2 separate regions of the Homo sapiens genome follow, and region 1 is linked to region 2. Evidence: read pairs that join two places in POLR2A ChIA-PET (ENCODE). Cell type or tissue: HepG2. All regions are shown on one strand. Links, peaks and the distances in the headings refer to the core of each region. The heading gives the core; the rest is flanking DNA.

Region 1 (16,284 bases), core at 4,302-12,301, 110 kb after region 2:
CGCTCTGTCGCCCAGGCTGCAGTGCAGTGGTGCGATCTCGGCTCACTGCAAGCTCCGCCTCCCAGGTTCACGTCATTCTCTTGCCTCAGCCTCCCGAGTAGCTGGGACTACAGGTGCCCGCCGCCACGCCCAGCTAAGTTTTTGTAGTTTTTAGTAGAGACGGGGTTTCACTGTGTCAGCCAGGGTGGTCTTGATCTCCTGACCTCGTGATCTGCCTGCCTCGGCCTCCCAGAGTGCTGGGATTACAGGCATGAGCCACCGTGCCCAGCCTTTTTTTTTTTTTTTTTTTTTTTTTTTTTTTTTGAGACGGAGTCTTGCTCTGTCACGCAGGCTGGAGTGCAGTGGCACAGTCTCAGCTAACTGCAACCTCTGCCTCCCGAGGCAGCAATTCTCCTGTCTCAGTCTCCCAAATAACTGGGATTACAGGCGTGAGCCACCAGTATTAAAGCCCTGTAATAATACTGTAATACTCAGACAGCAAAATTCTTTTTTTTTTTTTTTTTTTTTTTTTTTTTTTTGAGACGGAGTCTCGCTGTGTCGCTCAGGCTGGAGTGCAGTGGCATAATCTCGGCTCACTGCAAGCTCTGCCTCCCGGGTTCACGCCGTTCTCCTGCCTCAGCCTCCAGAGTAGCTAGGACTACAGGTGCCCGCCACCACGACCAGCTAATTTTTTGTATTTCTTTTTTTTTTTCTTTTAGTAGAGACGGGGTTTCATGGTGTTTTAGCCAGGATGGTCTCGATCTCCTGACCTCGTGATCCACCCGCCTTGGCCTCCCAAAGTGCTGGGATTACAGGCGTGAGCCACCGCGCCCTGCCAGCAAAATTCTTTAAGCCCCCACTGGGGCTTAACATCTATTGATGCTACTGCCTACCCTTTCACTGCTCCTTACCTTTAGTTTATCACTGTAATTACCCCCTTTTATGTATTCTCCATTTCTTGTTCTGTCTCTCATTTTATGTTACCTGGCAAAATCTCAGCCCTGGTTTAGATCTTACTTTTTTTTTTTGACAAAGTCTTGCTCTGTTACCCAGGGTGGAGTGCAGTGGTGCGATCTCAAGGCTCACAGCAACCTCCGCCTTCTGGGTTCAAGCAATTCTCGTGTCTCAGCCTCCTGAGTAGATGGGACCACAGGAGCGCGCCACCACACTTGGCTACTTTAGTAGAGATGGGGTTTCACCGTGTTGGCCGGGGTGGTCTCAAACTCCTGACCTCAAGTGATCTGCCCACCTCAGCCTCCCAAAGTGCTGGGACTATAGGTGTGAGCCACCACGCCTAGCCTAAATCCTACTCTTTACCTATTCTGTGCTTTTGACTGAATGTAGCGAAAGAAAAAATTCACTGACTTGTCTCTCTTTGAACTCATGGACCCTTGACCTCAAAGGTGGCTGCTTTTAGCACTGCCTAGCAGTCCCGCTAAGATTCCTTAGTCCGTTTATTCTCCTGCTTTTAGGATAATATAGCACCATGTCCTTTGGCTCAAATCTCCTGTTCCCTTTCCTTGCCTCTATCAGCTGTTATGATCTTGCTTCTTACTTATTTTTCTATTCCTGTGGATCAGTCCCTTGGGAGTCCATTGTTCTATCTAAGGTCAGCCCTTCCACTTGCAAGCGAAATCTCGTTCCCCTCTAATCTCGTAATGTTGCTCTAGCAGTTCTCTGCTCTCCTGCATCATCATTTTCTGCATACAGTCTGTTGGTCAGATCTTAATACCCCACCTAGCTGCAGTGAATGCTGGGAAATGTAGTCTTTATAACTGGCAGCCATGTGACTATGAAGGGGAAAGCTATTGAGGCAGATAAGCAGGCAGTCTCTGCCATACTTTCAACGCTTATTTTTTTTAAAAAAACAAAAACCAACTCTTTTGGTAACAATTTTACTGAGATATAATTCATATATCACACCATTCATTTGAAATGAACAGTTTGGTGGGTTTTAGTATATTCACAGAGTTTTACGTGTATCACTACAGTCAATTTTAGAACATTATTATCACCTCAAAAAGAAACCCTATGTTCTTCAACTGTCATCTTCAATCTCCCTATCACCACGCCCAGCCTTAGGTAACCACTAATCTACTTTGTGTCTCTATAGATTTGCCTATTCTGGATATTTCGTGTAATGGAATCATATATTGTCTTTTGTGACTGGCTTCTTTCATTTATGCAATGTTTTAAAGGTTCATCCATGTTGTAACATTTATTTTCTGACTTTTTTTTTTTTTTTTTTTGAGACAGGATTTTGCTCTGTCACCCAGGCTGGAGTGCAGTGTCTCGATCACTACTCACTGCCACTTTGCCCTCCTGGGCCCAAGCGATCCTGCCACCTCAGCCTGCAGAGTAGGTGGGACCACAGGTATATGCTACCACGCCTGGGTAATATTTTTATTTTTTGTAGAGACAAGCTCTCACCATGTTGACCAGGCCAGTCTTGAACTCCTGGGCTCAAGTGATCCTCCCACCTCAGCCTCCCAAAGTGCTGGGATTATAGGCATGAGCCACCAAGCCCAGGCTGACTACTTTAAAAAAATTTTTTTTAGTAAAGATGTGGTCTCACTATGTTGCCCGGGCTGGTGTTGAACTCGTGCTTAAGCAGTTCTCCCACCTCAGCCTCCCAGAGTGCTGATAACTGCACCCGGCCTGACTTTTTTTGTGTGTGATGTTTTGCTCTTGTTGCCCAGTCTGGAGAGCAGTGGTACGATTTTGGCTCACTGACACCTCCACCTCCCAGGTTCAAGCGATTCTCCTGCCTCAGCCTCCCGAGTAGCTGGGATTACAGACGTGTGCCATCATGTCCGGCTAATTTTTGTATTTTTAGTAGAGGTAAGGTTTCACTATGTTGGCCAGGCTGGTCTCGAACTGCTGACCTCGTGATCCGCCCACCTTGGCTTCCAAAGTACTGGGATTACAGGTGCGAGCCACCGCGCCCAACTAATTTTTTGTATTTTTAGTAGAGTCAGGGTCTCACCATGTTGGCCAGGCTGGTCTCTAACTCCTGATCTCAAATGATCCATCCTCCTCAGCCTCCCAAAGTGCTGGGATTACAGGCGTGAGCCACCAGGCCTGGCCCCGGGCTGACTTCTTGAAAGAACATTTTCCACCACATATCTCAGTGCCCACGTTTTCTCAATTCACTGCCATCTACTCTTGCCTGTGGCTATATGAAAAGGTTTTCTCCTGTTGCTGGACACCTCCTCATAGACCTGTGTTCTTTTTGCAAGCATGTAGTTTGGACTCTTTTCTTGTAATGTGTTCTTCCTTTTTTCTTGGTGTTCATTATCATCATACCTTTTTGAGCATTTCAGTTATTTCTGGCTTCTTCATGACCACCACTTCCTTTGTGTTGGTGGCACTCTTTGGCTAGATCACTGCCCCTCTCCATTCCATACACTGGAAGACTATGCTGTTTTTACCTGTAATAACAGCTTACCTGGGCACTGATATTTTTCAGCTGACTGTGGGGAAATGTTTGTGAGGTTTGGAAAACGCCTCCTTAGATTGTGCCCATTCCACCTCCCCTTCCATTAGGGTTCTTTCTTTTGGGCACCCTCATACCCTTGCCATAGTTTTCTCATCCCTATCCAGTTAACCACTCAATCACTTTTCGTGCCCTGCCAAGGCTCTGTTTCTTCCTCTTCTTTTTTTTTGGAGACAGAGTCTCGCTCTGTTGCCCAGGCTAGAGTGCAGTGGTGTGATCTTGGCTCACTGCAACCTCCGCCTCCTGGGTTCAAGCGATTCTCCTACCTCAGCCTCCCGAGTAGCTGAAATTATAGGCGCCCACCACCACGCCTGGCTAATTTTTGTATTTTTAGTAGAGATGGGGTTTCACCATGTTGGCTAGGCTGGTCTTGAACTCCTGACCTCAGGTGATCTGCACCCCTCTCAGTCTCCCAAAGTGCCGGGATTACAGGTGTGAACAGCCGTGCCCGGCCAGGCTTTGTTTCTCTATTAATTACAGACCTGATTGTGCTGGTCCAGTGGCTTTCCCTTCCTTACAGAATAGAATGCAGATTGCTCTGCATGACATACCATATCCTCTGGTCTAACCATCGCCCCATCTTTCCACCCTTATTTTCAAAAATCTCCTTTCTGAATTCTTTTTTTTTTTTTGAGACGGAGTCTTGCACTGTCGTCCAGGCTGGAGTGCCGTGGTGCGATCTCGGCTCACTGCAAGCTCCGCCTCCCGGGTTCACGTCATTCTCCTGCCTCAGCCTCCCGAGTAGCTGGGACTACAGGTGCCTGCCACCACACCCGGCTGTTTTTTTTTGTATTTTTAGTAGAGACATGATTTCACCGTGTTAGCCAAGATGGTCTCGATCTCCTGACCTCGTGATCTGCCCGCCTCGGCCTCCCAAAGTGCTGGGATTACAAGCGTGAGCCACCGCGCCCGACCGCCAAATTCTTGTGTTACTGGTCATTGAGGTTATTTGCTCAAGCTGTTTCCTCACCTTAGAAAGTATTCCTGAACCATCGTTACCGCTCTTTCCAGGGGACTTGTCCTCCTTCTTCAAGGTCCATCCAGGTCAGATATCATCTTATCTGAAGCTCTCTGGCAGAATCACTTGCCTTTTCTCTGAGTTCATACCAGAGAAGATAAGCTTTTGTTACAGCACTTAATTACATTGTGCTGTTTTCCCTGAGTGTTTTCCAGATAAAGCTGTATCTCTAGTAGCTAGAACAAGGAATGGCCCATAGAAGACAGTGGTTTGTGGCCGGATGCAGTGGCTCACGCCTGAAATCCCAGCATTTTGGGAGGCCGAGGCAGGTAGATCACTTGAGGTGAAGAGTTTGAGACCAGTTTGGCCAATATGGTCAAACCCCATCTCTACTAAAATTACAAAAATTAGCTGGGCATGGTTGTGCGCACCTGTAATTCTAGTTACTCATGAGGCTGATGCAGGAGAATTGGTGGAACCCGGGAGGTGGAGGTTGCATTGAGCCAAGATCATGCCACTGCACTTCAGCCTGGGCAACAGAGAGAGACTCTATCTCAGAAAAACAAAAACAAAAAAGTGGTTTGTATGAGACCAGTCGGGGCAATAAGAATTGAGACAAGGAGCTGGATGCAGTGGCTCACGCCTGTAATCCTAGCACTTCGGGAGGCTGAGGCAGGCAGATCGCGAGGTCAGGAGTTCGAGACCAGCCTGACCAACATGGTGAATCCCTGTCTCTACTAAAAATACAAAAATTAGGCCGGGGGCGGTGGCTCACACCTGTAATCCCAGCACTTTGGGAGGCTGAGGCAGGCAGATCACGAGGTCAGGAGATTGAGACCATCCTGGCTAACACGGTGAAACCCTGTCTCTAATAAAAAATAAAAAAATTAGCCAGGCGTGTTGGCGGGTGCCTGTAGTCCTAGCTACTTGGGAGGCTGAGGCAGGAGAATGGCGTGAACCCGGGAGGTGGAGCTTGCAGTGAGCCGAGATCATGCCACAGCACTCCAGCCTGGGCAACAGAGGAGACTCCATCTCAAAAAAAAAAAAATTAGCCAGGCGTAGTGGTGCATGCCTGTAATCCCAGCTACTCAGGAGGCTGAGACAGGAGAACTGCTTGAACCCGGGAGGCGGAGGTTGCAGTGAGCCGAGATTGCACCACTGCACTCCAGCCTGGGCGACAGAGCGAGATTCTGTCACACACACACACACACACACACACACACACACACACACACACACACACACACAGAGAGAGAATTTGAGACAAGGGACCTGTGGTCCTAACTGTTCTTGAGGCTGAGCCTCTTAAAAAAAAAAAAAAAAAAAAAAGCCAGTGCAGTGGCCTACACCTGTAATCTGAGCACTTTGGGAGGCCAAGGCAGGTAGATCGCTTGATCCCAGGAGTTGGAGACCCGTCTGGCCCATATGATGGAACCCCATCTCTACAGCAATTAGCCAAACGTGGTGGTGTGTGCCTGTGGTCTCAGCTACTTGGGATACTGAGGTGGGAGAACTGATTGAGCCTGGGAGGTTGAGGCTGCAGTGAGCCATAATTACGTCACTGCACTCCAGTCTGGGTGACAGAGGCAGACCCTCTCTGGAAAAAAAAGTTGACACAAGGCCACTGGGCCTGGCAAGGAGAAGATCACCATTATACTGCAGTAGTAGGTGGCAGAGTGACTAAGAAGGAAGCGTAAAAGATGGATGGGAGCACTTAGAATTTATCTTTAAAATACCTGATTTTTTTATTTTTTGAGACAGAGTCTTGCTCTGTTGCCGAGGCTGGAGTGGCGCGATCTTGGCTCACTGCAGCCTCCGCCTCCCAGGTTCCAGCGATTCTCCTGCCTCAGCCTCTCAGGTAGCTGGGATTACAGGCACGCTCACCATGCCTGGGTAATTTTTGTATTTTTAGTAGAGACGGGGTTTGACCATGTTGGCCAGGCTGGTCTTGAACTCCTGACCTCAGCTGATCTACCCCCCTTGACCTCCCAAAGTGCTAGGATTACAGAAGTGAGCCATCACGCCTGGCCTCTAAAAGACCTGATGTTTGTGGTGACCATTTTCTGGAAAAATTTGTGACATTAAATTGTGGATATGTCTTCTTTGACCAATCCAGCAGCTGTGGGAGACATGTTTAGAACAGCGTTGTCTTTCTGTGATGGTGGACGTGCTGTATATCTGCACTGTCCAGTACCATAGCTCCCAGCCACATGTGGCTATTGAGCATTGAATATGGTCAGTGTGGCCAAGGAACTGAATTTGAAAATGAAAAATTTTAGGCCAAGTGCAGTAGTTCACACCTGTAATCCCAGCACTTGTGGAAGGCTGAGGCAGGCAGATGACTTGAGCTCAGGAGTTTGAGACCAGTCTGGGTAACATGGCAAGACCTGTCTTTTATTCAATACTTTAAAATTTTTACTTACTTGATAAAAAGGAAGAATATTTTAAAATTTAAACATCAGTTTTTTGTTGTTCTTGTTTTTGACACAGGGACTCACTCTGGCACCCAGGCTGGAGAGCAATGGTATGATCATGGCTCACTGTAGACTTTACCTACTGGCTGAAGCTGTCCTCTCACCTCAGTTTCCCACCCTTACCCACCCAGTAGCTGGGATTACAGACACTCACCAACACGCCTGGCTAATTTTTATTATTTGTAGAAATGAGGTCTCACTGTATTGCCCAGGCTGGTCTCGAGCTCCTGGCCTCAGACATCCTGGGATTACAGGTGGGAGTCACTGTGCCTGACCAGCATTGTTTTTTTGTTTTTGTTTGTTTTTTTAAAGATAAATTAATTGGCCATGTGTGGTGGCTCACGCCTGTAATCCCAGCACTTTGCGGGGGCTGAGGCTGGTGGATCACTTGAGATAGGAGTTCGAGACCAGCCTGGCCAATAAGGCAAAACCCTGTCTCTACTAAAAATACGGAAATGAGCCGAACATAGTGGTGGATGCCTATAATCCCAGCTACTTGGGAGGCTGAGGCGGGAGAATCACTTGAACCTGGGAGGCAGGATTGTAGTGAGCTGAGATCGTGCCATTACACTCCAGTCTGGGGGACAAGATCGAAACGCTGTCTCAAAAAAAAAAAAAAAAAAAAAAGATAAATTAATTAGGCCGGGCACAGTGGCTCACGCCTGTAATCCCAGCACTTTGGGAGGCTGAGGTGGGCGGATCACCTGAGGTTGGGAAGTTCAGACCAGCCTGACCAACATGGAGAAACCCCGTCTCTACTAAAAATACAAAATTACCCGGGCATGGTGGTGCATGCCTGTAATCCCAGCTACCGGGGAGGCGGAGGTTGTAGTGAGTTGAGATCGCGCCATTGCACTCCAGCCTGGGCAACAAGAGCGAAACTCTGTCTTAAAAAAAGAAAGTCACAATGTGGCTAGTAGCTACCACGTTGGGCAGTGAAGCTGTGACATTACCAGTTGTAGGATTGAATGCAATCCAGACTTTTTGTCTGTTGTGTTCACACTTGAAGCAGTGACTCTGCTGCCTAAGTATGTATAATTTTTACTTTTTTTTTTTTTTTTGACGGATTCTCACTCTGTCGCTCAAGTTGGAGTGCAGTGGTGTGATCTTGGCTCACTGCAGCCTCTGTCTCCTGGGTTCAACTGATCTTCCTGCCTCAGCCTCCCTAGTAGCTGGAACTACACGTGTGTACTACCACACCTGGCTAATTTTTGTATTTCTTTTTTTTTTTTTTTGAGACGGCGTTGCTCTGTCACCCAGACTGGAGTGCAGTGGTGCGATCTCGGCTCACTGCAACCTCTGCCTCCCGGGTACAAGCGGTTCTCCTGCCTCATCCTCCCAAGTAGCTGGGACTACAGGTGCATGCCACCACGCCTGGCTAGTTTTTTGTATTTTTAGTAGAGACGGGGTTTCACCGTGTTAGCCAGGGTGGTCTCGATCTCCTGACCTCGTGATCCTCCTGCCTCAGCCTCCCAAAGTGCTGGGATTACAGGCATGAGCCACTGCATCCAGCCTAATTTTTGTATTTTTAGTAGAGACGGGGTTTCACCACGTTGGCCAGGCTGGTCTCGAACTCCTGACCTCAAGTAATCTGCCCGCCTCAGCTTCCCAGAATGCTGAGATTATAGGGGAGAGCCACCACACCTGGCCCCGTACTCTTTTATATTAATATCCATGACGCCTTTTACCTTTTCTGAAATAGATTTTTTCAGTTTCTCTACTGTCACTCTATCAAAATTTGTAAATTTTCCTTGGAATATTAGACAGAGGATTAAGCCACGTGTTTTTCCAGTCCAACTTTTGTTACATCTGTATTTTCCTTTTACATGTTGACTGGTTCAAACTGGCTAGCATCCCAAGTAAGGTGTGAATTAAATCCTGACATGGGGCTGGGCGTGGTGGCTCATACCTGTAATACCAGCACTTTGAGAGGCCAAGGCAGGCGAATTACCTGTGGTCAGGAGTTCAAGACTAGTCTGGCCAACATGGTGAACCCGTCTCTACAAAAAATACAAAAATTAAGGCTGGGTGCAGTGGCTCACGCCTGTAATCCCAGCATTTTGGGAGGCCGAGGCAGGTGGATCACAAGGTCAGGAGTTCAAGACCAGCCTGGCCAAGATGTTCCCCGTCTCTACTAAAACTACAAAAATTAGCTGGGCGTGGTGGCGGGTGCCTGTAGTCCCAGCTACTCAGAAGGCTGGGACACAAGAATCGCTTGAACCCGGGAGGTGGAGGCTGCAGTGAGCTGAGATTGTGCCACTGCATTCCAGCCTGGGTGACAGAGTGAGACTCCATCTTAAAGAAAAAAAAAAAATTCCTGACAACGGACTGTCAAAGCTATTTGCTTCTCACAGTCTGTGGGTATTATAGATGGACGGGGACCCGCCAATAAAGGAGGGGAAGGCTCCTTTTGTGAAACTGATTTGCTTCTGTCTTCTAAATCAGTATGTGTACTTGGGCCTACTAATCAAGTCTTACTGTTTTGTCTGTAACTTTTTTTTTTTTTTTTTTTTTGAGGTGGAGTCTCACTCTGTTGCCCAGGCTGGAGTGCAGTGGCACCATCTCGGCTCACTGCAAGCTCCACCTCCTGGGTTCATGCCATTTTTCTGCCTCAGCCTCCCAAGTAGCTGGGACTACAGGCACCTGCCACCACGCCCGGCTAATTTTTTGTGTGTGTGGTAGAGACTGGGATTCACTGTGTTAGGATGGTGTCAATATCCTGACCTCGTGATCCGCCTGCCTCGGCCTCCCAAAGTGCTGGGATTACAGGCGTAAGCCACCGCGCCCGGCTTCTGTAACTTTTATTTATTGTAAGTTGTTAGCTATTGGAATTCTGGACAGAACAGAGCTCCTGAGTCTGTTCACTGCTGTAAGAAGTAAGAAGTGTCATGACTCTTTTTCAGCAGAGGAATTAGTCTATTAATGACATGTGGCTGGAAATAGACCTGCCGCTCAGAACCTGTTCTGGAGTTAAGTCCTTCCAAGATGGGCCTAGGGAATCTGAGAAGCACAGCAGGTTCCTCTCAGCAAGTGCTGCTGAACCCCAAACTAAGCTCACACATTCTTCTTGGGTTCTGCCTGGAGAGTCCCTATTAGCCTCATCCCTAAGCAACCACTATGCTCCTTTTTTTTTTTGGAGATGGAGTCTCGCTTTGTCGCCCAGGCTGGAGCGCAATGTCACAATCTTCACTCACTGCAAGCTCAGCCCCCCGAGTAGCTGGGATTACAGGTGGACGCCACCAGGCCTGGCTGATTTTTTTTTTTGTATTTTTGTAGAGATGGGGTTTCACCAGGTTGGCCAGGTTGGTCTTGAACTCCTGACTTCAGGTGTTCCACCCGCCTCGGCCTCCCAAAGTGCTGGGATTACAGGCGTGAGCTACCACGCCCAGCAGCTGCTTTCTGTCTCTGTAGATTTACCTATTCTGGATATTTCATACAAATATGGTATGAAACATGTGGTTCTTTGTGACTGGTTTCTTTTACTGAGCATAGTATTTTCAAGATTCATCCATGTTGTAGCATGTTTCAGTACAGTACTGTACTTCGTTCCTTATTGTTGCTGAGTAGTACTCCACTGTATGGCTATAACACATGGTTAGATATGTAGCTTAGATAGGATTGTTTTGTTAATTAAAAGCTAATGAACAAAGATTTCAAAGTGTGAGATATTAGTCATTAGTAGGCTGGCCATTGAACAGCTCCACATTTCAAAATGTGAGATACTAAATTAGTTATTAGTGGGCTGGCCCATTGAACAGCTCCAGAAGGCCTTCAGGAAGTTGTCCAGACAAATGTGAGTAAGCATCATGGTCACACAAATGTGAGAAAATTACCAAAGACTGCTATGTGAAATGCGGAGAGTTGCTCATTAATGCATGGTTTTAATTTACCTACTGAAGCATAGTCAGTAGCCACTGTAGCATCTGAAGAACATATGATGGACACACCACTCCCACACTCAGCACCCAGATAAGCAAGGCAGGCAGCAATGCAGATGAGCTATAGTTATCCCAGGAAATCACTTTGACTTGTAAAGTGTGAAAAGGACTGGCCTTCACCTATCATTCTTTCTATAGCAGAGCTCCCTAAAGCTCAGAAAGCCACAGCTGGCTGGATGTCATGGCTCCACCTATTATAATCCCACCACTTTGGAAGACAGAGGCGGGTGGGTCACTTAAGCCCAGGAGTTCATCACTGAGCCCAGGAGTTTGAGACCAGCCTGGGCAACATGGCAAAACCCCGTCTCCACACACACACCCACACAAATAGAAAAAAATTTAGTCGGGAATGGTGGCACACACCTATAGTCCCAGCTACTCGGGAAGCTGAGGTGGGAGGGTCACCTGAGCCCAGGAGTTTGACGCTGCAGTGAGCCTTGATGACAGCACTGCACTCCAGCCTGGGCAACAGAGTGAGACCTTGTCTCCAGGAAAAAAAAAAAAAGAGAAAGCCATCCCCTTCCTTGACATCATCTGTAATGAGTAAACAGACATTAAAACAGTAAGAGTAAACAGGTGTAAGACATGCTAGAACCAAAGAACCAAGAGTTGATGATTTCAGAGTGACTCAAACATATGTGACATTGTTATTATTTCTTCCTCTGGTGTGTACAGAAAAAAGATACACACATCTAAAAGAAATGTATGCAAAAACATCATAAAAGCATAGAAAACAAACATAATAGGGTTTTTTTTTTTGTTTTTTTTTTTTGAGACCTGGAGTCTCGCTCTGTCCCCCGGGCTGGGGTGCAGTGGTGTGATCTCACTGCAACCTCTGCTCCCGGGTTCACACCATTCTCCTACCTCAGCCTCCTGAGTAGCTGGAACTACAGGTGCCCGCCACCACGCCTGGCTAATTTTTTTTGTATTTTTAGTAGAGACGGGGTTTCACCGTGTTAGCCAGGATGGTCTCTATGCTGACCTCGTGATCTGCCCACCTTGGGCCTCCCAAAGTGCTGGGATTACAGGCATGAGCCACCGCGCCCGACCCTTTTTTTTTTTTTCCCCCGAGATGGAGTCTCGCTCTGTCACCTAGGCTGGAGTGCAATGGCACGATCTCGGCTCATTGCAACCTCTGCTTCTCAGGTTCAAGCAATTTTCCTGCCTCAGCCTCCCAAGTAGCTGGGACTACAGGTGCGTGCCACCATGCCTGGCTAATTTTTTGTATTTTTAGTAGAGATGGGGTTTCACCATATTAGCCAGGATGGTCTCAATTTCCTGACCTCATGATCCGCCCGCCTCGGCCTCCCAAAGTGCTGGGATTACAGGTGTGAGCCACCACGCCCGGCCTGTTTTTTTTTTTTTTTTTTTTTTTTTTTTTTTTTTTTTTTTTTTGAGACGGAGTTTCTCTCTTGTTGCCCAGGCTGGAGTGGAATGGCGTGATCTCGGCTCACTGCAACCTCCGCCTCCCAGGTTCAAGCGGTTCTCCTGCCTCAGCCTCCTGAGTAGCTGGGATTACAGGCACCCGCCACCATGCCTGGCTAATTTTTTTTTGTATTTTTAGTAGAGACGGGATTTTGCCATGTTGGCCAGACTGGTCTCGATTTCCTGACGTCAGGTGATCCATTTGCCTCGGCCTCCCAAAGTGCTGGGATTACAGGCGTGAGCTGCCACGCCCGGTCATGTAACAGTTTTAAAAAGCCCATACGGTCATACTGAATATAGACATAGACAGAGTTAATCAAATACATCAGAGACTGAGTTTGTGAAGTTAAGGAAAAATATTCAAACTAGTTAATCGCCCTAAGTTGCATATTAATTAATCGAGTCTTTCAGTGTCACCAAGGTTTGCCTGAGTAGGCAAAGGAGAATAATACGCTAAAGCTGTAGAATCACTTCTCTTGACACGGGGAAGGAAGGAGGGTAAGACAGTGGAATGTTTAGAAATGTGTACTCTGAAACGGATTGCTTAATTTACTTCAGTGTCCAATTCTGCCTCTTACTGGCTAGCAGTGCGACTGACGTTGAACAAATTAGCCTTTCCATACTCAGTTTCTTCATTTGTAAATGAGAGTATTAGAACTTACAGGAGGACTGTTGCGAGGATTGTTTGTTTAAAGTTTATAACTGCATTATTTGTTAGCTGTTTCTTATATTTTTCCTCTTCTACAAAGTAGTGGTGGGAGACAAGGCTTCCCTACATTTAGTTTGATGCCTGTGGTTCTAAGTATAAGGAGAAAACGGAAGGGAGGAAAGAGGAAGTAAAAAAATGAAAGATGACCTAAATAAATGGAAAGGCGTCCATGTTCATATGTCAGAAGACTTAACATTGTAAAGATGACAGTACTCCCCAAATCGATCTGTAGATTCAGTGTAATTCCTATCAAAATTCCAGCTGGCTTTTTTGCAGAAATTGACAAACTGTTACTAAAATACATACCAAAATTCAGGGGACCCAGAATAACCAAAATAATCTTGGAAAAAAACAAAGCTGGAGGACTCACACCTCCAGATTTTAAAACTTACTGCAAAGCAACAGTAATCAAGACTGTGGTACTAGTATAAAGGTGGACAATATAGACCAATGGAATAGGATTAATCCAAAGTAAACCCTCAGTTGCTAATTAGTTGATTTCTCAAGTGTGCCAGGACCATCCAGTTGGGGGGAAAATAGTCTTTTCAGTAAATAATGCTGAGGTGACTAGATTTCCAAATGAAAAAGAATGAAGTTGGACCCCTTACCTCATATCATGTATGAAAATTAACTCAAAATGAATCAAAGGCCTAAAGTGTAAGACTTAAAACTATAGAAAGAAGCATATATATTTTTTTTACGACCTTGAATTTGGCTGTGGTATTTTAGATATGCCACCAAACCATCAGTAACCAAAGGGAAAAATAGATAAATTTGACTTCAACAAAATAAAAAACGTTGTGCCCCAAAGGGCATCATCAAAAAAATAAAAAAAACAACTGAGTTTAAAAATGGGCAATGGGGGCTGGGTGCGGTGGCTCATTGCTGTAATCCTAGCACTTTGGGAGGCCGAGGCAAGTGGATCACCTGAGGTCAGGAGTTTGAGACCAGCCTGGTCAACATGGTAAAACCCCGTCTCTACTAAAAATAAAAAAATTAGCCAGGCGTGGTGGCAGACGCCTCCCAGCTATTTGGGAGGCTGAGGCAGGAGAATTGCTTGAACCTGGGAGGCGGAGGTTGCAGTGAGCCAAGATCGCGCCACTGCACTCCAGCCTGGGCGACAGAGTAAGACTCTGTCTCAGAAAAAAAAAAAAAAAGGTAGGGGGGCAATGGACCAGGCGCAGTGGCTCACCCCTGTAGTCCCAACACTTAGGGAGCCAACACGGGAGAATCACTTGAGGCTAGGAGTTTGAGACTAGCCAGGGCAACACAGCAAGACCCTGTCTCTACATAAAAGATAATTAAATTTGTTTTTCCCCCGAGACAGTCTTGCTGTCACCCAGACTGGAGTGCAGTGGTGCCATCTCAGCTCACTGCAACCTCCGCCTCCCAGGTTCAAACAATTCTCCTGCCTCAGCCTCCCGAGTAGCTGGGATTACAGGTGCCTGCCACCACGCTAGGCTAATTTTTGTGTTCATAGTAGAGAATGGTTTCACCATGTTGGCCAGGCTGCTGGTTTCGAACTCCTGACCTCAAGTGATCTGCCCATCTGAGCCTCCCAAAGTACTTGGATTACAGGCGTGAGCCACTGCACCCAGCCAAGATAATTAAATTTTTAGAAAGTGGGGGCATCACTTGAGCCCAGGAGTTTAAGACCATCCTGGGCAACATGGTGAAACTCCATCTTTACAAAAAAAACACAAAAATTAGCTGGGCGTGGTGTGTGTGCCTGTACTCCTAGCTACTTGGGAGACTGAAGTGGGAGGATTACCTGAGCCTGGGAGGTCAAGGTTGTGGTAAGCCATGATAACACCACCTCACTCCAGCCTGGATGACAGTGAGACCCTGTCTCAAAAAAAAAAAATTAAAAGTTGTAAAAGAAATACTGTTATTTGTGTATTGTTACTGGTGACTTAATTAGATATAACTGACTTTTGGTTAAATAAACCTCTACTCCAAACTTATAAGTTATTTCTGAGACTAAACCTAGCCTGGAAAATGACACGTCTGGGAGAGCTAAGCGTGATTTCCTTTCTTGACAAACCATGTACTTGTAAAGAATGCTGCATTATAGCAAAGTGGAAAGGAGAGATAATTCTGCAAAATTTCTCCTGCGTTTTTCAAGGAGAAAACAGCAAGTTTGATTTTCTGTGCTTGTACTTTTTACTTCTCAACTTCTGTGTATTGCCGCACTCCCAGTATCCCAGAAATCACTTAGGCTTTCATTTTGTCCGATAATCACTTGTAATTTTTGTCTTTGTCACCATTAGTGGCTAAATGATTTTATTCTTTTTCTGGGCCAAATGTTCTTTATCAGATATTTTTCTTTTTCTTTTCTTTCTTTTTTCTGAGACACAGTCTCACTCTGCCGCCCAGGCTGTAATGCAGTAGTGCAATCTCGGCTCACTGCAACCTCCACCTCCCAGGTTCAAGTGATTCTCGTGCCTCAGCCTTCCAAGTAGCTGGGATTACAGGCAGATGCCACCATGCCCGGCTAATTTTTGTATTTTCAGTAGAGACGGGGTTTTGCCATGTTTGCCAGGCTGGTCTCGAACTCCTGACCTCAAGTGATCCGCCTACCTCAGCCTCCCAAAGTGCTGGGATTATGGGCGTGAGCCACCGTGCCTGGCTGGACTAGGGTCTTTAAACGTGAATTCCCTCCCTATAAGCAAAGGTGGAGACAGAGTCTGGACATTCTAGGAAGGGAAGGCACAAACAGAATAGAAGACACATGCAGTAATCTCAGACACACCAGAGCACCCGGAAGGAATGGAGTGCAGGCTGAAAGTGCAGAGGGGAAGGTGGGGCTGGAGAGGGCCCAAGGACAGGCAATGATTTATTCCCCATCTATAAGGAAACTTTTCAAACCATAACAGAAGATTTAAGTCAATACTGGAACAAATATTGTGGGCATGTTGAACTATAAACAAAGCAAAGATAGCTCTTTTTTTTTTTTTTTGAGATGGATTCTCGCTCTATAGACCAGGCTGGAGTGCAGTGGTGTGATCTCAGCTCACTGCAAGCTCCACCTTCCGGGTTCACGCCATTCTCCTGCCTCAGCCTCCCGAGTAGCTGGGACTACAGGCGCCTGCCACCATGCCCGGCTAATTTTTTGTATTTTTAGTAGAAATGTTAGCCGGGATGGTCTCGATCTCCTGACCTCGTGATCTGCCCGCCTCGGCCTCCCAAAGTGCTGGAATTACAGGCGTGAGCCACCACACCTGGCCGAAAGAGATTATTTCTCAAGAATTGAATGTCTTCTAGGTAGGGTGCTACGCAAAGGTGGCAGCCTTTTCTTTTTCTTT
Region 2 (16,284 bases), core at 4,074-12,073:
TATGAATCAAACTAAACGAACAGATTCCTCTCAAAAAATACAAACTACTACAACTCATCCAATATGATATAATTTCTATTAAGAAAATTATTTTACAGAGGCAGAAAGGATAAAATTTTTTTTTAAGACAGAAGTCCCAGGTACTCAGGAGGCTAAGGAAGAAGGTTGGCTTGAGCCCAGCAGTTCAAGGCTGTAATAAGCCATAATCACACCACTGCACTCTAGCCTGGATGACAGATTGAGACTGTCTCAAAAGAAAAGGAAAAGATAAAGGAAAGGAAAAGAAAAAGAAAAAGAAAAAAAAAGAAAAAAAAGAAAAGAAAAATATTAAGGAAATTGAATTTGTAATTTTTTTTTAAATTTATTTATTTATTTGAGATGGAGCCTTGCTCTGTCACCTAGACTGGAATGTAGTGCACAATCTCGGCTCACTGTAACCTCCGCCTCCCAGGTTCAAACAATTCTCCTGCCTCAGCCTCCCAAGTAGCTGGGATTACAGGCTCCCACCACTACGCCCAGCTAATTTTTGTATTTTTAATAGAGACGGGGTTTTGCCACGTTGACCAGGCTGGTCTTGAACTCCTGACCTCAGGTGATCCGCCCACCTCAGCCTCCCAAAGTGCTGGGATTACAGGTGTGAGCCACCACGCCTGACCCTGAATTTGTAATTTTAAAACTCCCACAAAAAGAAATCTACAGGCCTGAATGACATCAGCGGTAAGTTCTACCAATCTTTTCTTTTTCTTCTTTTTCTTTTTTTTGGAGAAGGAGTTGGCCAGGCTGGTCCTGAACTCCTGACCTCAAGTGATCCACCCGCCTTGGACTCCCAAAGTTCTGGAATTACAGGCATGAGCCACTGCCAGGCACAAACTCTTCCAGAAAGCAGACAAGGAGGAAACACATCCTGATTCATTTTGTTTTAATATATTGAATTTTCTTTATTTAACTTTTTACTTATTTTTCTTTTTTTTTTTTCATTTTTCTTTTTTAGAAATGGGGTCTTGCTACATTGCCCAAGCTAGATTTGAACTCCTGGGCTCAAGCAGTCCCCACCACCTCAGCCTCCTGAGTAGCTAGGACTATAGGCATTTGCCACCATACTTGGCTCCAATTCATTCTATTAAGGTAGCATTATCCTGATATCAAAATCAAACCAAGATATTACAACAAAACTATAGACCAGTATCTATCATGAAAACAGACACGAAAGTCTTTAAGAAAACATGATCAAACAGAATTCAGCAATATATTAAAAGAAATATATACCACGACCAAGTGGTACTTATTCCAGAGATGCAAGGAGAGCTCAATATTTGAAAATTAATCAGCTCAATATTTGAAAATTAACCATATTAACAGGCTACAGAAAAAAAATCACATGGTCATACCAATTGATGCAGAGAAAGTGTCTGACAAAATTCAACACTGATTCATAATAAAAAAACTCTCAGACAAATAGGAACAGAGGGGAACTTCTTCAACTTGATAAAGAGCATCTACCAAACACCCCTACAGCTAACACTGTATTTACTGGTGACAAACTGAGTGACTTATCCTTAAGAACAGAAACAAGGCAAAGAATGTCCACTATCACCATTCATATACAACATAATGCTAGAAGTTCTAGCTAGTGCAATAAAGTGAGAAAAAAAGTATAGTGGCCAGGCGCAGTGGCCCACGCCTGTAATCCCAGCACTTTGGGAGGCTGAGGCCGGTGAATCACCTGGGTCAGGAGTTCAAGACCAGCCTGACTAACATGGTGAAACCCCATCTCTACTAAATACAAAAAATTAGCCAGGCGTGGTGGCGGGCACCTGTAATCCTAGCTACTCAGGAGGCTGAGGCAGGAGAATCGCTTGAACCCAGGAGGCGGTGGTTGTAGTGAGCCGAGATCAAGCCACTGCACTCCAGCCTGGGCAACAGGAGTGAAACTCTGACTCAAAAAAAAAAAAAAAGAAAAAAAAATAGGCCGGGCGTGGTGGCTCACGCCTGTAATTCCAGCACCTTGGGGGGCCGAGGCAGGTGGATCACCTGAGGTCGGGAGTTCGAGACCAGCCTGGCCAACATGGAGAAACCCCATCTCTACTAAAAAAAAAAAATACAAAATTAGCCGGGCATGGTGGTGCATGCCCAGCTACTCAGGAGGCTGAGGCAGGAGAATTGTTTGAACCTGGGAGGTGGAGGTTGCGGTGAGCCAAGATGGCGCCATTGCACTCCAACCTGGGCAACAAGAGCGAAACTCCGTCTCAAAAAAAAAAGTTTGGCATACAGATTGGAAAAGAAAAAATAAAATTGCCCTTATTTGCAGATGACATAATTGTCTATGTAGAAAATGCCAAAGAATCCATAAGAAAACTCCTTATAGTCCTATATCAGTTCTATAATAAGTGAGTTCAACAAGGTCACAGAACACAAAAACATTCAAAAATCAATTGTATTTCTATATACTGCAACATGTGGACACCAAAATTAAAAATACAGTATCATTTAAACTATTCAAAAAAATTACTTAGGTGCAAATCTAACAAAACATGTACACAATTTGTATGCTGAAAACTATGCATACACCTGTGATCCCAGCTACGCAAGAGGCTGACGGAGGAACCCAGGAGTTTGACACCAGCCTTGGCAACATAGTAATTAAAAAAAAATAAGGGCGGGGTGCAGTGGCTCATACCTATAATCCCAACAATCTGGGAGGCTGAGGCAGAAGCATCACTTGAGCCCAGGAGTTAGAAACCAATCTGGGCAACACAGTAAGACCTCATCTCTACAAAAATTTTAAAAATTAGCCAAGTGTGGTGGCATGCAGCTGTGGCCTCAGCTATGTGGGAGGATCGCTTGAGCCCAGCAGGTCAAGGCTCAGTGAGCCACATTCACACCACTGCACTCCAGCCTGGGCAACGGAGCAAGACCCTGTCTCAAAAATAACAATAGTAATTTTAAAATTAAAAAAAAAAAAAAAGAAGAAGACTGTAATGGTGGAGGGACAGATACATAGACCAATGGAATATAATAGGGAATACAGCTGGGCACAGTGGCTCACACCTGTAATCCCAGCACTTTGGGAGGCCGAGGCGGGTGGATCACGAGGTCAGGAGATCGAGGCCATCCTGGCTAACATGGTGAAACCCCGTCTCTACTAAAAATACAAAAAAAAAAAAAAAAAAAAAAATTAGCTGGGCGTGGTAGCGGGCGCCTGTAGTCCCAGCTACTCAGCTACTGGGGAGGCTGAGGCAGGAGAATGGCATGAACCCAGGAGGCAGAGGTTGGAGTGAGCCGAGATCGTGCCACTGCACTCCAGCCTGAGCAACAGAGTGAGACTCTGTCAAAAAAAAAAAAAAAAAAAAAAAAAAAAAAAAAAAAAAAGACTGTATTGGTGGAGGGACAGATACATAGACAAATGGAATATAATAGGGAATCCAGAAATAGACATACACAAATATACCCAAGTGATTTTTGACAACAATGCAAAAGCAATTCAACGGGGAAAAAATTGCCTTTTCAACAAATGGTACAACCCAGATGTCCTTCAATGGGTGAATGATTAAACAAACTATGGTACATGCATACCATGGAATACTAATAAACAATAAAAATGAATGAACTATGGATACGCTCAACAACTTGGATGAATTTCCAAGCAATCTTGCTAAGTGAAAAAAAAAAGCCAACCCCAAAAGGTTACATACTATACTATATAGTTTCATTTTTATAACATTCTTGAATGACAAAATTATAGAAACAGAGAACTGATTAGTGGGTGCCAGAAGTTACAGAAGGGGGTCAGACTGTGAAGGAGGTAGATGTGGCTATAAAAGGACAACATAAAATATCCTGTGGCAATGGAAATGTTCTGTACCTTGACTATACCATTTCCAATATCCTGCCTGTGATATATATTGTACTATATAGTTTTGCAAGATGTTACCATGGGGGGAACTGGGTAACTGTACATAGGATCCCTCTTCTAACAACTGTGAATTCACAATTATCTCAAAAAATCTTTTAAATCTTAAGATAAATTTGAATTTGAATTTTAAATCTGACACAGTAAGACTCTGTCTCAAAAAAAAACCTTTAAATTTCTTTTTTCTTTTTTTTTTTTTGAGACAGGGTCTCACTCTGTGGCCCAGGCTGGAGTACAATGGCACAATCACAGCTCACTGCAGCCTCGACCTCCCGGGCTCACGCGATCCTCCCACCTCAGCTTCCGAAATAGCTGGGACCACAGGCATGTGCTACCACACCTGGCTATGTTTTTGTACCTGTAGAGACAGTGTCACCATGTTGCCCAGCCTGGTCTCAAAATCCTGGGCTAAAGCAATCCACCCACCTTGGCCTCTCAAACTTCTGGGATTACAAGCATGCGCCACCAGGCCTGGCCAATAATTTTTAATGACTAAAGGACACCTTAAAGAAAGAAAAAAATGGCTAACCACAGGCTGGGAAAAAGCTTTTTCAATGCATGTGATAGGTAATGAATCCTTATCAAAAAATATCAAGCAACCTAAAACAATAAAAATGGGCTGAAGATAGGAAGAACGAACCAACAAGTAATTCACAGAGAAGAAAACCTGAATAGCAGTAAACTTACAAAAAGGATGCTCAACCTTACCAATAATCAGGGAAAAGAAAATTAAAGTAACAGCAAAAACCTTTCCACACCAATCAGATGGGCCAAAATGTTCCAATGTGACACCACTGAGGGAACAGGACCACATGGCTGTTGGTGGGAGCTGTGAGCTGCCCTAGCACCCTGGAGAAGACTCACCATGTAGCTGGGCCCTTCCACTCCTAGGCACACAGACAGGAAAGTGCAAACATATATGGAGAGATGGCATACGCATGTTCACTGCAACACTGGAAAGTTAAAAACAATCCTAATGTCCATGTACTGGAAAATATATCAATAGGCTTTCATGGAATATCATGGAACTCTGTAGGACAATTAAAAAAACTAAAACAAGTATCAACATGCGTAAATCTCAGAAAGTGCTGGCCGGGCGCGGTGACTCATGCCTGTAATCCCAGCACTTTGGGAGGCCAAGGCGGGCAGATCACAAGGTCAGAAGTTCGAGACCAGCCTGGCCAACATGGTGAAACCCCGTCTGTACTAAAAATACAAAAATTAGCCAGGTGTGGTGGCGGGCGCCTGTAGTCCCAGCTACTCGGGAGGCTGAGGCAGGAGAATGGCGTGAACCCGGGAGGCGGAGCTTGTAGTGAGCCGAGATCGCACCACTGCACTCCAGCCTAGGCGACAGAGCAAGACTCCGTCTCAAAAAAAAAAAAAAAAAAGAAAGTTAAAGATGTCTTACAATTTAGCACGATATAGTTTGATTGATTCCTGTCATCAATGTGAGATAAGTAATAGGTAAAACATTGTCCTCTTTCCTCTCTACTACCTTGTTCCACACTCCAAGGCCCATGGGACCAGGTGGCTCACAGGATTTCAGACCCATTCCTCCGCAGGAACCTTCCCTCCCTGCCATCAGTAGATGGCTGGGTCACTTTTGCCCACCACAGGCTCACCAGCAATGTTAAGTGCCACACTCAGCAAAAGGGACCAAATGACCATGTACATAGATGGAGGAGCCCTATGGGCATCAGTTCCAAGAACCATTTAACTTCCAGTGATGTCTGAGGGGTCCTCCACCAGGAACTCCTTCTCAACAACCAGCAGTCCCAGTACTCTGGTGAGGGTCTTCTCCTCAGATCTCTATAAAGTGCTCCAAGTTGAAGGTTTTTCTTCAACTCTTTTCTGTGTAGTTTTTGTTTTGGTTTTTTGGTCACCCAGGCTGGAAATGGTGTAATCACAGCTCACTGCAGCCTCAACCTCTGGGCTCAAGAAAACCTCCTATCAGCCTCTCAAGTAGCTGGAACTACAGGTGTGCGCCACCACACCAGGCTAATTTGTAAATTTTGTTGAAGAGATACAGACTATATTACCCAGGCTGGTTTCAAACTCATGGGCTCAAGCAATCCTCCTGCCTTGGCCTCCCAAAGTGTTGGGAACAGGCGTGAGCCACTGTGCTTGGCCTACAGTTTTCTTTACTGTTGCATAGTGTTTTCTTTACTGGCCTTTTCCTTTCTTATGCATTTTAATCCTTTTTTTTTTTTTTGGAGAGGGAGTCTCACTCTGTCACCCGGGCTGGAGTACAGTGGCATGATCTCGGCTCACTGCAACCTCTGCCTCCCGGGTTCAAGCAATTCTCCCTGCCTCAGCCTCCCAAGTAGCTGGGACTACAAGCACCTGCCACCACGCTTGGCTAATTTTTGTATTTTTTAGTGGAGACAGAGTTTCGCCATGTTGGCCAGGCTGGTCTTGAACTCCTGACCTCGGGTGATCTGCCCACCTCGGCCTCCCAAAGTGCTGGGATTACAGGTATGAGCCACCATGCCCAGACGCATTTTAATTCTAATTTAGTAAATGGCTCAGCTCAACCAACACCCCCACAAGACTATAAGTTGTGGGAGAGCAGGGATACATCTGTTGCAATCACTAATATGTGCCCAGCACTCATCCAGTGCCAGACATACACCATACACCTAATGAATGAATGGGGAGACACAGGACCTTTTTTTCAGGTTCTTCCCATCATCTTTAGTCTTTACTTCACTTATTAGATCCAGCTGATCTTTCACTATTCCAATCTCATTCTCAATTTTAAAATTCTCAGCTTATTTAAAAACAGTCAGTTATGAGACACACCCTGCCCTACCAGGAACTTAAGCTGTCTGCTATCTGCGGACACATGACGACATGGGGTGTCTGTTTCATGGGCATGACTAAGTGCTCTGCATTTAGCAGGCAGGCGATGTTCAGGGCACAACTCCAACTACTATGTGTTGGTTTTCCATGCTCTAAGGAGAAAAATTTTTTGCAACTTGGTAATAAAACACCCTTTTGTCTTTCTGATGCTGGCTTCCTATAAGCAAGGGTCATGTCTGCCTGTGCTAGGAATCTGATAGGCTGCATCCATATACTTGTATCAGAATGTCCCTCTGGAAGTTTTTTTTACACAGTCTCATACTCATACACTCAGTCATTCAGATAGAGACGCTACAGAGATCCTCCTCCTCGTGGTTCAGAGACCAAGGTCCAAACAGAGGTAAATACTCAGTCGTGGTCACATACAGCTTGGTGGCCAGAACTTGTGGGAGAAAAGAGTGCTTGGGAACCACAGAAAGATTCTGGCAAGATTCTGGCCACAGCCACCTAGTCTTCCTGACACAGCTACCCAATTTAACACCTCACACTCATTCACATTATATCCTCTAAAAGAGAGTAGGAAGTGCTCAAGGCAGCCCAAGAACATGTCTTAGCTGGATTCACCACTGGCTGACAGGAGCTACAGAAGCTCTTTTTCGAGTAGTGGGAATGGGAACCTTATTCCTCTGTGCCAGCACCCAGTGCAGTACCCACAACTGAGTCTAAGCTCTCAGCACTGCCCCAGACCCCAGACCCTGAGACTCACTGCAGATAAACACCCTCAGCCAGAAGAACCAGAGCTAGTTGGGGTAGGGCCAGTAAGTGGCTCGCATCTGCCAATGACCAGGCACTCCCTTCCTCCCAGTTGTGATATGTGGGACTCTCAAGTGATGGGCAGAAGTAAAATGTCAGGCCAGGTAGGTGCAGTGGCTCACGCCTGTAATACCAGCACTTTGGAGGCTGAGGCGGGCAGATCACGAGGTCAGGAGTTCAAGACCAGCCCGGCCAACATGGTGAAACCCCATCTCTACTAAAAATACAAAAATTAGTCGGGCATGGTGGCGGACACCTATAATCCCAGCTACTCGGGAGGCTGAGACAGGAAAATTGCTTGAACCCGGGAAGCGGAGGCTGAGACAGGAAAATTGCTTGAACCCGGGAAGCGGAGGCTACAGTGAGCCAAGATCACACCAGTGCACTCCAGACTGGGCGACAGAGCAAGATTCTGTCTCAAAAAAAAAAAAAAAGAAGAAGAAGTAAAATGTCAAGTTATCAATAATACCTAAAAGGTAGTGACCTTTGTAGCCAAAATATATTAAAGCTACCCTAGAGGCAGGTATATTTAAAGTTTATCAGATCAGTCATCAGGGATATAACTAGGAAATCAAAAACATTATACAGTAACTGGCAAGGACACCAGGCATCCAAGGGTAAGGTTCAGCAGGTAAGGATCCCACTGGCCCCTCCCATCACCACCACCAATACCATCCCCCAGGAAGATGCAACCAAAGGATGTTGCTTGGTGGGAGGAAAGGGGAGATGCCCATGAGGAGCCAGGCCCTTATGACCCCATTCTGTCCAGACAGCCTTATGGAACAGGCGGCTCTGTTCCACTCAGGCTGCCTCCCCAGAGCTATGAGTGCCCACGCACACAGGGAACTCAGTTAATAAATGCTTTCCACTCAACAGATGTGAAGAACAAATGCACATGGGGCACCAACTCAATTTGCCATAAACTTAATGTTTCCTCATCCATAGAAAAACTCACAGTGAATGAAACTTTCAGATATATATATTTTTAAGTACCTCTGTTTTTAGTTTTAAGACAGGGTCTCACTATGTTGCCCAGGCTAGTGTGCAGTGGCTATTCACAGAAACAATTATAGCTCACCAGCCTTGAACTCCCCAGTGATCCTCCTGCCTCGGCCTCCCAAATAGGAGACTACAGGCACAGGCCACTGTACCCGGCTCTGAAACTTTCACACATCTTAACCTAAAAACTCTGAAACAACAGCTCTCTATTAGTTTTTGCTTCCCAAGAATAAAAGAAAAGTTGGGAGACTCAACCCATTATTAACCACACAAAATTTGGCAGAGGTAGCCCATCCCACCACTCCTAGGAGCCCCTACTCCCAAATAGCTACGCTACCTAAAAATAGTAGTTAAGCTGTTAAATTGCTATCATTTGCCACAGTCATTAAAACATTTAAGGAATGGCCAGGTGCAGTGGCACACACCTAGAATCCCAGTACTCTGGGAGGCCGAGGTGGGCAGATTGCTTGAGCTGAGGACTTCAAGACCAGCCTGGGCAACGTGGCAAAACCCTGTTTCTACAAAAAAGTACAAAGTTCAGCCAGGCATGGTGGCGCATGCCTGTAATCACAGCTACTTGGGAGGCTGAGGTGAATGAACTGCTTGAACCCAGGATGGTGAGATTGCAGTGAGATTACAACACTGCACTCCAGCCTGGGTGACACAGCAAGAACCTATCTCAAAAAAAAAAAATTAATTAATAATAATAATAATAAAGAAAATGGGATATTCATTTTGAAACCAGATTAAAATAATAAAATACCATGTTCCTATTTTAAATGGTTTTGGAAAACATAAAAAGCAGAAATATTAACCACTTCAGGTTCAATCTAGCAAAAATCACTTTGACAAGTTAAATATTAACTGTCAGTCCAACATTAATATAAAGTTTCTGAAAGGTTAACCAGTTTAAAACTGCTCAATATCATGGCCAACAGGATGTACTCAACACAGTGGAAAACAGTGGTGTGAAGTCATTGTTTATTTGAGCTCCAAATATTAAAAAAAAAAATGGCAAATGTCTCTGCTTCTAGTTAAAAACAGGCCTTTTTGACTCCTTGGCGTCAGATGAGAAAGGTCTGAAGTCAAGTGACTGGTGAAGATTCAAGGTATCACCCTAAAATTAAAAGTGCTCAGTTCAGGGGACAGATAGGGTTTCCCTGACATGGGACAGGTTCCTACCTAAACTGCAGGCAATGTGGAAATACCACCAGTGATATGGAGGGAGCCCCAGGACCATCAGGGAGCTGGAGGACCAACCAAAGGGAGCCAGGGTCACATATACAGCAAGAGATTTAAAGGTAAAAATACGTGGGAGAAAAAATACCACCCCTGAGAGGCAAGCACTACACATTCTATCAAACATAAAAGCTACTTTGAACACTTCTCTCACTTGGAAAATTCTTACAAATTCTCACTTATCACAGATAAACAAAGGGCAGTGGCTTCTGCTGGCGGTGGTTTGGTTTTTTCCAACAAAGACAGAAGCAAAGGTTTAAAACCTAGGTATAAATCCACCCAGGTGCAGACATGTTCTAGGGAAAGGGAAGAAAAGCAAGGTTCAAAACCCAGAACAGTCATTCTCCACTGAACCATGGCTTTTAATCTGAGTAGATTTTAACATGGTACGTAATGGGGCTCACTGAAAGAATTCCTTCTACATTCCACTGAAGTCCATACACTGCGTTAAACATTATTTATTACCGAACAGTATACTTGACTTTGAAGATGGTTAAGTTTTATATTGTGTTTTTCACAATTTAAAAAGGTGGGTTTGGGGTTATTTTTATTTTTTTTTTGAGAGACAGTCTCTCAATCTATCCCCCAGGGTGGAGTACAGTGGTACAGTAATAGCTCACTGTAACCTCAAACTCCTGGGCTCAAGTGATCCTTCTGCCTCAGCCTCCCACAACTGGGACTACTGGTTCACAGCACCATGCCTGGCTCATTTTTTAATTTTTTTTTTTTTTTTTTTTGAGACGGAGTCTTGCTCTGTCACCCAGGCTGGAGTGCATCAGCACAATCTCGGCTCACTGCAACCTCCGCCTCCTGGGTTCAAGAGCTTCTCTCGCCTCAACCTCTCCAGTAGCTGGGATTATAGGTGCCCACTATGACGTCCAGCTAATTTTTGTATTTTTAGTAGGGATGGGATTTCACCATGTTAGCCAGGCTGGTCTTGAACTCCTGATCTCAGGTGATCTACCCACCTCGGCCTCCCAAAGTGCTGGGATTATAGGTGTGAACCATCATGCTCGGCCATTTTTTAGTTTTTATTTTGTAGAGACAGGGTCTCACTATGTTGCCCAGGCTGGTCTCAAACTCCTGGTTCAAACAATCCTCCTGCCTCAGCCTCCTCTAGCACTGGGACTATAGGGACAAGCCACTACAGCCAGCCCCTAAAAAAAACATTTTTAATGGTTAAGATGGTATATTAAAATATAAGCCTGGACAACATAGTGAGACCCCCATCTCTACAAAAAAAAATTTAGGCCAGGCATAGTGGCTCACACCTATAATCCCAACACTTTGGGAGGCCGAGGTGGGTGGATCACGAGATCAAGAGATGGAGACCATCCTGGCCAACATGGTGAAACCCCATCTCTACTAAAAATACAAAAATTAGCTGGGTGTTGTGGTGCATGCCTGTAGTCCCAGCTACTCAGGAGGCTGACACAGGAGAACTGCTTGAACTTGGGAGGTAGAGGTTGCAGTGAGCCGAGATTGTGCCAAAAAAAAAAAGAAAAAAAAATTTAGGCCGGGCACAGTGGCTCATGCCTGTAATCCCAGCACTCTGGGAGGCCAAGGCAGGCGGATCACAAGGTCAGGAGTTCAAGACCAGCCTGGCCAATATGGTGAAACCCTGTCTCTACTAAAAATACAAAAAAAAATTAGCCAGGCGCAGTGGCACACGCCTGTAATCCCAGCTACTCAGGAGGCTAAGGCAGCAGAATTGCTTGAACCTGGGAGGTGGAGGTTGTGGTGAGCCGAGATCGCGCCACTGCACTCCAGTCTGGGCGACAGAGTGAGACTCCATCTCAAAAAAAAAAAAAAAAAAAAAAGTTAAAAATTTAAAAAATTGGCCAAGTACGTAGGCATGGACCTGTAGTCCCAGCTACTTGGCCTGAGGTGGGAGGACTGCTTGAGCCTGGGAGGTTGAGGCTGCCATGAGCCATGACTCCACCACTGTGCTCCAGCCTGGGTGACAAAGCAAAATAAATAAATAAATACACCATCTTTATGTTATGTATATTTTGCCACAATATTTTAGAAAACATTACTTAGTTACACCAATTAGACTTCAGAAGAAAATACTTTAGGAGGCTTTTAGGGGCATATCCCCGTGATGACATGGTCCAGTACTTTAATCACCAGTGCCCAGGTAAGACACTGAAGACAGAAAAGGATAAACTGAGGCCAAAGATAAGGACCAGGCCAAACCATCCATTTGGGGTTTTTTTTTTTCTGTTTTTTTGTTTTTGTTTTTGTTTTTTTGAGACGGAGTCTCGCTCTGTCGCCCAGGCTGGAGTGCAAGTGGCACGATCTCGGCTCACTGCAAACTCTGCCTTCCGGGTTCAAGCAATTCTCCTGCCTCAGCCTCCTGAGTAGCTGGGGTTACAGGTGCCTGCCACCACGCCCAGCTAATTTTTGTATTTGTAGTACAGACAGGGTTTCACCGTATTGGCCAGGCTGGTCTCGAACTCCTGACATTGTGATCCGCTCGCCTCAGCCTCCCAAAGTGCTGGGATTACAGGCATGAGCCACTGTGCCCGGCCCTAACTGTCCATTTGGCTGCAGCAGCTAGAGTAGGAGGTGGAGAGGTGGTGGGGGAATAAGTCTGAGAGGTGGGTGGCCAGCCTCAGCAGAATCCAAGTGGGAATGAATTACCACACCCTTGCACCCGCGTTGCATCAAAAAATGCAATTAAAGCAAACTACAATTCTCTGAAGACAGCCCAACAATTAACACTTCAGCACATGTTTACCAACTACCTACCCTGTGCTAGGTGTGAGGCTTTATTTGCTATAGATGCAGTCTTTCCAAGTTTCACACAAAAATATTCAATTAAGATTTATATACATTACTAAATCAGGAAACACAAGTGGTAACAAACCAAGTATTTATACTAATACATTATAAACAGACATTTTCCAAGTGCTTACTCTAATAGAAACTGAAAGTTGCCTTCTGACTTCCCCAAACTCCCCCTGGCTATCCCATCCCCTCACCAACTCAGTACAAAGGTACAGTGGGGCTACCCTGTGGGGGCTGGATGATCAGTGTCTACTGGGGGTCAAGGCTGGATGCCAATGGTTCCCTTGAGAGAAAAGGGGGAGAAGAGGTCCACTGCAGGGGTCTTGACAGCATTGACTCTGCTGCTTTCTCTCCCAGTAGATGCCTGGCACCAAGCAGGTACTCAGCAGATGCCCACAGAGTACAGGAAAGGAAATTCCACTAAATCCCCTAAATAATTCCCCAAGCAGCCAAGCGCCGGTGGCTCACACCTGTAATCCCAGCACTTTGGGAGGCTGAGGCGGGTGGATCACAAGGTCAAGAGATCGAGACCATCCTGGCTAACATGGTGAAACCCCGTCTCTACTAAAAATACAAAAATTAGCTGGGCGTGGTGGCAGGCACCTGTAGTCCCAGCTACTCGGGAAGCTGAGGCAGGAGAATCGTTTGAACCTGTGAGGCGGAGGTTGCAGTGAGCCAAGATCACGCCACTGCACTCCAGCCTGGATGACAGTGCAAGACTCTGTCTCCAAAAAAAAAAAAATAATAATAATAATTCACCAAGCATAAAGGCAATGATCACTTGATTTCACACTTTGAAGTTCAATGCTGAGCTTTCTGGTATTTTTTCCATTACACTACGAAAGATTAAAAATAAGTGCCATAGCTCAAAATTAATATGCTAATCTAGCAATGATGAATTAAATTTAGAAAAAGTGTGCTGGCTGGTGGCCTTTCTGACCTAATTGGCCAATTAGACTCCAAAACAGAGGAGTGAGGCGAAATGTCAGGGAAGCTCCAGGCAACCCAGCCCTTGACCCTGCCAGCAGCCCCTGTAATAAAGGCCTGGGACCCTAAGCACAATGCCTCAGGAGCCAAACAGGTATGTGGGAATTCTGGCATATTCACTGCAGAATATTTATCTAGGCAAATGCTTCAATCTTCAGTGTTTAAAGTGGTGACTTGCTTTTAGCCACATTCTTGTTTTTGGCTACATTCTTAATGCTCAACCATCAAAAATATTTCACCCATGCCAGGAACTGCCATATCAACACACTGTGTTTATAAAAGAACAAGACAAAACTACCACCCACTCCCTTTGCTCAGGTTTTCCTTCCTGCTAACAGAATTCCTTCCCTCCCACAGATGGTTCTAATTGGCCCTTTTACCTGCTTCAGCCTTGCCACAGCTACAAATTCTAAAAAATCACAAACTTCTCTGACGTACTTCCAAAAGCTAGAGCAGAAGAGCCAAAAGACATTCTTCCATTCTCGCAATCCCTGCTCTGCAAAGCTACAGCCATTCTATGACCAGTGAAATGGTGGGCCAGGCCAACACTATGGACAGGGATGCCCACCACATCTGACTTCAGAATCAGGCTTGCATAGAGGTGCATCAGAAAGCACCAGTTCCCAGTGACCTGGTGAACGCAAGGCTCCTGGGCTAGGCCCCACTAGCTCCCACATTGCTGGCCTTCCCCAGCAAAGGATGTTGGGCTGCTTGTTAAAGACCACAGCACATACCTGGAGATATGTCCAGTTCAGGCTCTTCTATACAAAGTAAAATCAAGTAAATCCATTACTCTCAAGCGCTTTCCTCCTCCTCAAAACTTCAAGGGATCCTCAGAGGCTGTCAGCCACACAGAATTTACACCCAGATTAACAAGACTGAAGAAATCCTTAAAGATGCCCTTGCTCTCAGCTTCTTCTGTCTCCATCTCTTTTCTGTGATCTTTGATCATTCTCTCAGCACACAGGAAAAAGTGGGATTCCATTCCATACTAATTATTTGGAAATTAATTCTTGCATTTTAGAACCCAAGGATTAAAAATGAAAAGCAGGCAAGGCACAGTGGTTCATGCCTGTAATCCTAGCACTTTGGTAGGCTAAGGTTGATGGATTGCTTGAGCCCAGGAGTTTGAAATCAGCCTGGGCAACACAGGGAGACTCTGTCTCTACAAAATATGAAAAAATTGGCTGAGTGTGGTGACGCATGCCTATAATCTGAGCTACTCAGCTACTGAGGTGGGAGGATCGCTTGAGCCTGGGAGGTTGAGGTTGCAGTGAGCCATGATCATGCCACTGCACTCCCGCCTGGGTGACTGAGCAAGACCCTGTCGTCTCAAAAAAAAAAAAAAAAAAAAAAAGAATAAAAATAATGATTTGCACAAAGATGGGAAAGAAATTCTGCAGGGCATTTATGTGCTCACATTAGAAGCCAACTGAAGATACATGAGAAATGAAGATAAAGCATCTGAAGAATTAAGCTGTGGGTTGGTGGGATCTCCATCCGCCTGAACTGTAGGAGTCAATCCATGCCTGAGTAGCCCAACCTGGAAATTCAGGAGATCCCAGGGCTATCTGGAAGAAGAACACACCTTCCATGCATCAGCAGATTAAGGCCACCACTGAAAAGTACCTTGGAGCTGCTACTCCACCTCCCCATCCAGTACTTAAAAATATATAAATTATAACAGCACCCTTTTGATAAGATGGAAGATCTCCTGCATTTATCTCTTTTTAAATTTTCCTTTAAAGATGCAGGGTCTCACTCTGTTACCTGGGCTGGAGTGCAATGACACGATGATGGCTCACTGCAGCCTCACCCTCCCAGGCTCAATTGATCCTCCTACCTCAGCCTCCCAAATAGCTGGGATTACAAACATGGCACCACCACACTTGGCTAATTTTTTATCTTTTGTAGAGATGGGGCCTTACCACGTTGCCCAGGCTGGTCTCAAATTCCTAGGCTCAAGCAATTCTCCCACCTCAGCCTCCTAAAATGCTGGGATTACAGGCATAAACCACCACATCCAGTCCAAATCATTATTTCAACTGGCAGCTAACTACTTAAAGGTCTTATTTTGTAAATAAAACATTTATTTTATGTATTGTTATGTATCTGTCCAGTGAATCTTAAATCAAAAGTTCTGTGGTCTTAAGAATAGACTTGGAGCCAGGCGGGGTACGGTGGCTCACGCCTGTAATCCCAGCACTTTAGGAGGCCAAGGCAGGCAGATCACAAGGCCAGGAGTTCGAGAACAGCCTGACCAACATGGTGAAACCCTGTCTCTACTAAAAATACAAAAATTAGCTGGGCTTGGTGGCCCATGCCTATAATCCCAGTTATTCAGGAGGCTGAGGCAGAAGAATTGCTTGAACCCGGGAGGCAGAGGTCGCAGGGAGCCGAGATCTCACCACTGCACTCCAGCCTGGGCAACAAAGTGAGACTCCGTCTCAAAAAAAAAAAAAAGAATAGACTTGGGGCCAGGCGAGGCAGCTCACGCCTGTAATCCCAGTACTCTGGGAGGCCAAGGCGGGAGGATCACTTGAGGTCAGGAGTTTGAGACCAGACTGGCCAATGTGGCGAAACCCCGTCTCTACTAAAAATACAAAAATAGCAGGACAGGCCGGGCGCGGTGGCTCACGCCTGTAATCCTAGCACTTTGGGAGGCCGACGCGGGCGGATCACGAGGTCAGGAGATCGAGACCATCCTGACTAACACAGTGAAACCACATCTCTACTAAAAA

The links. Peaks named below come from ENCODE experiments on the same cell type or tissue, not always from the same donor. Only the 100,000 strongest peaks of a DNase experiment are listed, where the experiment ranks them.
Region 1: POLR2A ChIA-PET joins it to region 2 with 5 read pairs; 8 of 35 experiments call an interaction of 5 or more read pairs at or near these places.

Annotation. Positions count from the first base shown.
Region 1 is chr3:49,383,074-49,399,357 of GRCh38, reverse strand. All of the region lies in intron 1 of RHOA (ras homolog family member A), which reads left to right. Among named protein-coding and RNA genes, the nearest start is that of RHOA, 21 kb to the left of the region's middle. RefSeq lists enhancers at 9,857-10,626, 11,837-12,390, 12,391-12,945. In HepG2, for the core only: no CTCF peak of the experiment used is centred there; no DNase peak of the experiment used is centred there.
Region 2 is chr3:49,491,653-49,507,936 of GRCh38, reverse strand. All of the region lies in intron 1 of DAG1 (dystroglycan 1), which reads right to left. Among named protein-coding and RNA genes, the nearest start is that of DAG1, 30 kb to the right of the region's middle. In HepG2, for the core only: no CTCF peak of the experiment used is centred there; a DNase peak (open chromatin) is centred at 7,076; H3K4me3 peaks cover 360 bases.